Regions from separate parts of the Mus musculus genome. Here regions 1 and 3 are each linked to region 2. Evidence: chromatin loops called from intact Hi-C (ENCODE). Cell type or tissue: gastrocnemius. All regions are shown on one strand.

Region 1 (2,500 bases), 210 kb after region 2:
CAGGCACCTTTAAGCCCTAACTTTAGCTCAGAGCCTCCCTAGAACATAAGAATCTGCTGATGGAGGGTGTCTTGAAGTCAGAATAGGGACACAGTTTTGGACAGACACCCTGGGAAGCCTAATGAACATCAGATGCCCACCCACTTCATCCCCTCTGGGGTAGGCAACAAGATGTCCGCAACCCCAGTACCAAGACTCGGGGGCTCCCAAAACATACCTTTCTTGAGAGGTTTCTTAGTGGCGACTTGACGCAGTTGCCCATCCTACGCTGACACAGCCCCTTTGGCGGTCTCTGGGTCCATGAAGGAGGCTTCTGGGGGCGGGGGGGGGGGGCGCAGAAGACCTCAGTCTGGGTCACTGCCAACCCCAGCGACTCTCTCTGCTCCAGTCGCTCTTCCTCCAGGACAGAGCTGAGCCGGAGCGCGCGTGCTCGTCTGTCTGCCTGCCTGCCTGCCTGCCTGTCTGCTCCTGCTGATTTTTTTTTTTTTCCTGGTGGTTTGTATGTGCGTTTGTGTGTCTAGGTTTAACTTTCTAGTCAGTTTCTTAAGGAGCCGAAGGCAGAAGGAAAAAGTGCATAGCACCGGGGGAAAAAATCCCCTGGAGAGTAGATCACAGAGGGCACTGGCGCTGGGAAGCCTTTAGGATCATCAACAACAGATTACAGCATTAGGCTCAGTCCATTCTCTGTCTATCCCCTTGCCTCAGCCCCTCCTTCTTATGCTACCAAATATGCAGGGAGATTGCCTTGGGGAGGGGGACCCAAGGTGGCAGCTGCAACTGGGAATTAGGCCAGCAGATCCAGAAGGGGAAAGCTGGCTAGGGCCCCCAAAGCCAGGGTGCCTCACAGCCTGCGCACACGCACGCGTGGTTGAACACACAGGCACACACACACACACACACACACACACACACACACACACACTAACCACACACATGCATGCACACGCAGGACCCCAGGGAGATGTAAGCCGGGTCTGGAGAGCACTGAGCCGGGTGAGCATGCCTCATCAGCCACTGGCAATTCCAGCTGACTGAGCAGCAAGGTGGTTCTCAGTTGAGGGCCTGGGAGATCTTGTGACGTCTCTATTACGCTCCATTTTTCACACTTGCCTCATCGCTGACATGGAATGAGGCTCCAGGGCTGGCGGCACAGCTGAAGCCACAGCTGTCATCTGCTTCTTCCTTATGCTCCCTCTGCCGTGGAAAGGCTCTCTGACCCTCGGGAAGCCAAGCGATGGCCTTGAGGAGAGGAGAATGAAGGCAGCGCTGGCACAGAGGACGTGGCCAAGGTCTCTCTGGTCCTTCCCATCCTCTTCCCAATTCTGACCTAAAGGTCTTTTTCACTGGCTTCGCTGGAGTGCAGAACAGGGAGGTTTGCCTTTTAAAAATGGTCCTCCGAGTTCCCACAGTCGGAACTTTACAGATGACTCGGTGTTCCTTGTCCCTCCAAATTCTTGCTTTGGCAAGGGAATTCTCATGCCTCAGATGTCCGGGTCTGAGCGCGGCAGTGGTAGGCGGGTACCCAGAGAAGCATTCCTCTTATCCGTGTATCCAGCTTTTCCCCAGCAGGGGGCGCCAGAGATAGACCAGGAGGTTGACCTACTCCCTGGCCCCTGATGCAATCGCAGACACCAAGCCCAGACTGCTTCCTCTCCCAGGGACTTTTGTCCATTGGGATGTCTGGTCAGGAATTTCATTAGAGAAGATGGCTGGGTTCCTTGCCCAGTGGGTGGCACAGGCTTCCTCCTAGGAGGCTAAAAAGGAGGTCGCTGGCTAGTTCACTATGTCTCTGGTGCTGTGTGTCGCTGCAGACCAGGGAACGGTGTTGCCTAGGCAGTTTCTTGATGCCTTGCTTGGCCCATACTCCTGGAGGAGGGGAAAAGGAAGAAGCCACTCCCCGAACACAAAAGGAGGAGACTGGGTGGGAACAGCTAAAGGGCAGGAAAGAGGGTAAAGATGCCAGAGAGCTGGGGAGGGGCAGACCGCTAACGGAAATGCAAAGCAACTCAGAGGAAGCACTCCGCTGGTCCAGGGGTCTGGGTCAATGGCCTCTGATGAATGGGGAAGGATCTGGGGTCTAAGGTTGAGCCCCAGCTCTGCCTGTGATCACCTTCTATTCCTGAGCTTCAGTTTCCTCCGTTAGAAAATGGGACTTTCCCTGTCTGGCTAATACGGCGCATACAGGAAAGCCTGTGGTACATAATAGGCGCTGATAAGTAATTATTCAAGTGGAAGAAGGAAGTATCGTTTGCCCGGCATTTATGAGCCGGGTGCTGTGCTTGGCTCTGGAAACAATGAAGAGGAACAACAACAACGGGAGTTTACATCCTCGCAGGTGGGCAAGAGAGAGTGAGGAGTACAATTATTTAACTATAGTCCAGAATAACGCTAAGAAAGAGAAATACAGGCGGGCAGTGGTGCCGCATGCCTTTAATCCCAGCACTTGGGAGGCAGAGGCAGGCGGACTTCTGAGTTCGAGGCCAGCCTGGTCTACAAAGTG
Region 2 (2,500 bases):
GACAGGTGTGTCTGTGTTACCGGCTAGATCTCTCTAAGATCCTTCTAGGATCCATGGTTCGGGAACTTCACCTTTCCAGGGTCTCCACAGACATAGTAAATGTTAAAAAAAACAGCTGTGCAGGTTTAATCCCAAACGCTGGGATTAGAGGCCTGCGCCACCACTGCCTGGCGACATATTTCTTAAATTATTTTTTGTGACCAAGCAAGAGGGATGCTGGGTCAGCCATCCCAGAGTTGCCTTGCCTTTAACTCACTGCTCCTTTGGATCTGTGCCCAAAGCTCGTTCCTGGCGCTCATCCACGCACAATTTTCTGAGCCCGAGTTCTGAGCGCATCTCTGCAGCAGGGTTCTCACCCGCTCTCACAACCGGGTGCAGATCCAGGAACGAACACATCCAACAGGAAAGAGAACTGAGGTGTGCCTGGCCCTTGAAAAACATTCCTTTCTTTCTCTCTTTCTTTTTTTAAGATTTATTTTATGTATATGAATACACTGTAGCTGTACAGATGGTTGTGAGCCACCATGTGGTTGCTGGAAATTGAACTCAGGACCTCTGCTTGCTCTGCCCCAAAGATTTATTTATTATATGTAAGAACACTATAGCTGTCTTCAAAGGCACCAGAAGAGGGCGTCAAAGCTCATTACGGATGGTTGTGAGCCACCATGTGGTTGCTGGGATGAGGACCTTTGGAAAGGCAGTCAGTGCTTACCCACCGAGCCATCTCACCAGCCCTGAAAAACATTTCCTATTAATTGTATATTGTGGGGTGAACGTGTGGAGGGCAAAGGACAACTTGCGAAATCCAGCTATCTCCTTCCACCACCTTCTTTCTCAGATTTTTCTCGAAGGTGTGTATTCAATCCAATGAGACGTGAACGCAGGGAGAGCGGGACAACTGTATGCAGCTCTGACCTGGACGCAGACAAACTCGGAGCAGGAAAAACAGCGTGGGCTGAGCAGGTTCGGTGTCCTTCCGCGTGGATGCAATCTTCTTCTTTAGCAGTAGAGGGCGCTCGACCTCCACGCGCCACAGCTTCCTGCCATTCCTGCCTAAGAATTCTCCAGTCAGGGGAAATTTTGTTCAGATCCACCCACTTTATTCCTGGTTGAGACTCCCCGCTCCGTCCAAATGGCAGAGAATCTCTTGTCTGAGCAAAACACTTCAGGCAGCCTTGCCAGGATCTCACCTGCTTTCCCTGCTCCGCAGGTGCTGTTAGGAGACAATCTGGTTCTCACAAGCCAAGAGCTCGGGGACATCTATGATACTGAGATGCCAATCAAAGTTGGCCAAACAGTGAAACGAGGGCTGGCAACACTCGCTGGATAAAGGGATTGCTATGCAAGCGTGAGGGCCCGAGCTGGGATCCCTGGCACTCATGAGGACACCTGGGTGTGGCTTTGCGTATCTGTAACCACAGAGCAGGCGGAGACCGGAAGGATCTCCGGGCTCACTGGCCAGCAATCTATTAGAAAGAGTGAGCTCCAGGGTCAGTAAGGGACCCTGTCTCAGAAACTAGTGGAGAGCATGATAGAAGACACCCTCCACCAACCTCTGGCCTTTTCCTGAGCCTGGAACACACGGACGCACGCATGCGCATAAACACACACTGAACTAGGGCTCAGGGACCTGTTGAAGGCACCATTGGCTGGAAGAGCCCCGAACTGGGCAGACAATATCAGGCTTTGCAGATCCCGTGGCTCCCCTGAGCCTGTTTCCTTATCTGTCCGGGAAGGACGGTGTGTCTAATACATGGAAATTATTGCAGAATTACCACTTGCAATCCTGAATCTTACCTAGAAGAAGGCAGAAACTTCCAGAGCGGTACCGCGTGGAAGCCTGGCATCAGACTGCCCACTGTAGGAAACCTCCCAGCTCCATCCAGTGCCTACAGGAGCTGGGACACAGGTACCGGCGGATAAGCCTCCTCCCCCACTCGCCACCAGGGTTGAGCCTATGTATGGTCCCTTACTCTGACAAAGCTTCTCCGTGCTTCAGGGACTTGACCCATCCCGGGCTGAGTCGCCCTCCCCTTCCCAGGCCGGATGTTTGTGCCCGCCTCTCCACAGCTGTTTATTAAATCCTAATTCCTCTTGTAGACCTGAAAGGGGTAGAGCCAGCGAGGGGAGGGGCTTAATGTCCTTACCTCCCTCTCCCCCACCCCTCAAAAAAAAAAAGTTCTGAGAGAGCTTGTCTGCTCCTCCAGGAGCAGACAAGGGGCCTGCGAGTGCAGCCCAAGTCAGCTCAGAAAGCTACAGTAATTTAGTATCATCAGGTATTGCGCCTAGCTGTGTGTAAGAGAAAACCCAAGGTCAGGGTGGTATTCCAAATCCGGCCTAATTTCTTTCAGAAATGGCACTGGGGGGGTCCCACACAATGTTTCCACTACCCTTTTACCCTACTATCTTTGTGGGTAGACAGGCTCTAGATCCCAGGAGACCTGTGGGGCTTCCACCTGCCTGCCAAGGGTCTGAGCTCACTCATTTGCATATATTATAT
Region 3 (2,500 bases), 97 kb after region 2:
TGGGGACAGGAATGAAAGCCCCCACCCCACCCGTTTTGCTGGTAAGTTGGAAAGAGACTGTGGAATGCAGTCTCCTTGTTCTTCGTTCCTATATCCTTTATAACCATGTTGCACTTGCCTAATATTTAGGTAGGAAGTGGACACAACAAAGACAGTAAAGTGGGACTCACTTAAATAGGAAGAATCGGAGGCAGGCGGGTCTCTGTGAGGTTGAGGCCAGCCTGGTCTAAGAGGGAGTTTCAGGCTAGTCAGCACTACATAGAAAGACTGTCTTTAAAAAATGTCTTTCCATAAATGATATGATCTTTGTGTGAAATAAAGTCTGCACCAGTAATTTGCTAGGAGCCACATTAAAGCCAGTGTGAATCTGATTTTCAGATTGGCGTGCTACAGAAGTTATCTTCTGTTAGTGTTTCAAGCCAGGCCACACACGTGTGAACTTTATTTCTAAAGCCCTGTATTGTGCGGCATGTTTGCAGATGACATGAGTGAAGTCTGTGGTACACTGCATCACAAAATCAAAGAGAAACATGTAGTGTGTCTGAAATCTCATGGAAGAAAGTACCTGCTAATATCAGTTTTATTTCTTGTAATTCATCAGGGTCATACAGGGTCATACACCTCTTATGTCATTTTCTTAAGTCTTCGTCCTGTGTCAGACTATGCATCCTTCCCATAATGCACTGAGACACAGATACCAAGAGGACTGACAGGTTACTTACCCTACAGTACAGTTCTCTCTGATGTAGTCTGGAAAATACTAAGAATAATGTGCTGAGATAAGAGTCAGCCTACCCATGAGCTCATGGCCCTCACTTGGGGGCGCTTCTGCTTTCCCTTTATTGTCTGCCAAACTCAGGACTGCACCTAGGGCTAGTATCTGATCAGGCATAAATTCTCCGTGAAGAGCACAAGAGCTGCCACTGCTGCCATGGTTGGGACTGGATGAAATTTGGGAGGAAATGTCACCCTGTAACACAAAGCTATCATCTCAGTATGTGGAAAACTAAAGAAGGAAAATTACAACTTTGAGGCTGGCTATAGAGCAGTTTCCTGGGTAGGCTTGGCTACAAAGTGATATTTGTCTCAAAATAGTAATAATGATATTAGTGGGCTGGAGAGATAATTCAGTGAGTAAGAGCTCTGGCTGCTTTATCAGAGGGCCCAAGTTCAGTTCTGAGCATCCACAAGATGGCTAACAGCCGTCTGTCTGTAGATCTAGAACAGACCCTCTCATTGAGGATGATCTGATGCCCTCTTCTGGCCTCGGAGTGCACTGCATGAATGTGTTGGATAGTGACACACACTGAGATATCCAACAAAGAATTATTTGTAATAGGGAAAAACTTAGAAAAAAACTAAATGTCAGTCATAGAATGGAAACATGTTTCATACAGTGAAGTTGTAGAACAGAGAATAGTTCTTATAAAGTAGTGTCGAGTGAAGGAATCCAGACACACATTTAATGTATGTAAAGTTCCAAAACCAGGCACTGCAAAAGCACCTTACGTGTGGGTGAGAGATGTGCAGAGGAAAGCCTATAATCACAGCAATAGCGCCTGGCTGGCTGAGCAAGGAGAGTGTCCAGCTCAAAGCCAGCCTGCACGTACATAGACTCCATCCGTCTATAAAGAAAAGTCAGAATTCATTCATAAAGAAAATGGTGGGAAAGGAAGTTTTAATAGGCGGCATTTCATCCAGATCATCTCTGACTGCCCAAGTATATTTCTCATTCCTGTGACTTCCCAAGCGGCAGGTAGATCTCTTTCTCTCTCTCTCTCTCTCTCTCTCTCTCTCTCTCTCCTCCCCCTCTCCTCCCCCCTCCCCCTCTCCTCCTCCTCCCTCTCTCTCTCTCTCCTTGTCTTCCTCTCTCCCTCTCCTCCCTTCCTTCCTTCTGACAGGGTTCCACTGTACAGCCTTGATTGGAGCTCTAGAACTCACTATGTAGACCAGTCTGGCCTAAACTCATTGAAAGCCACCTGCCTTTGTTCTTCTCAGGACTGGGACTAATGTATGTTCCACCAGGTCCCTCCCAATTCTTCATTTAAATAGATAAAGAAAGAAAAAAAAGTATGAATTTCATTGCCTGATTTTAGACTTTACACTGCTTCCAGGAGCAGACCTGATGGCCAGAAAGCAAACAAAGACAGACAGACACACACACATGGAAACAGAATCTTGCAGGGTAGACTGAGGTCTCTGCTGGGGGGAAGGAGGGTCGACTATAGCCCCACCCCAAAGCTTGTCCATTTATTATATAGATGTTGAGCAGAGGTGGGGTTGTTGTATACAGATGAACAAATGAACAAGGAGGTGGGATTTCTGGCACAGAGCCAGATCAGGGAGGCAGGTTTAGCTAGTGTCAGTGTATTACTGGTCAGTTGGGGAGCAGGCTTCACACCCTAACTATTCCTTCCAGGTGAGTACTGCCTGCTCATACATGCCCAGGGAAGGAAGGAAGGCTTTGCCATTTCATAGCCTCAGTGGGGGGGTCTCATGG

Evidence for each region. Hi-C counts contacts between places; a loop is a spot of excess contacts. Peaks named below come from ENCODE experiments on the same cell type or tissue, not always from the same donor. Only the 100,000 strongest peaks of a DNase experiment are listed, where the experiment ranks them.
Region 1: it touches region 2 in a loop (3-fold over the local background); 5 of 42 quality-filtered maps call a loop at or near these places.
Region 3: it touches region 2 in a loop (4-fold over the local background); 38 of 42 quality-filtered maps call a loop at or near these places.

The regions. Positions count from the first base shown.
Region 1 is chr5:115,185,795-115,188,294 of GRCm38, forward strand. The region is part of intron 1 of Cabp1 (calcium binding protein 1); the gene reads right to left. Among named protein-coding and RNA genes, the nearest start is that of Gm35515, 7.3 kb to the right of the region's middle. In gastrocnemius, a CTCF peak has its summit at 1,562 (motif pointing right); DNase peaks (open chromatin) are centred at 392, 836, 1,076 and 1,578; H3K4me3 peaks cover 2,500 bases; H3K27ac peaks cover 2,413 bases.
Region 2 is chr5:114,978,391-114,980,890 of GRCm38, forward strand. It overlaps Hnf1aos1 (a long non-coding RNA gene), which reads left to right. Exons shown (of 6, transcript XR_878697.3): 2 at 839-963; 3 at 1,770-1,909. Among named protein-coding and RNA genes, the nearest start is that of Hnf1a, 8.6 kb to the left of the region's middle. In gastrocnemius, a CTCF peak has its summit at 1,005 (motif pointing right); DNase peaks (open chromatin) are centred at 285, 1,030, 1,312 and 1,569; H3K4me3 peaks cover 1,517 bases; H3K27ac peaks cover 1,004 bases.
Region 3 is chr5:115,075,532-115,078,031 of GRCm38, forward strand. All of the region lies in intron 3 of Sppl3 (signal peptide peptidase 3), which reads left to right. Among named protein-coding and RNA genes, the nearest start is that of Rpl37rt, 31 kb to the right of the region's middle. In gastrocnemius, a CTCF peak has its summit at 1,273 (motif pointing left); DNase peaks (open chromatin) are centred at 1,259 and 2,337.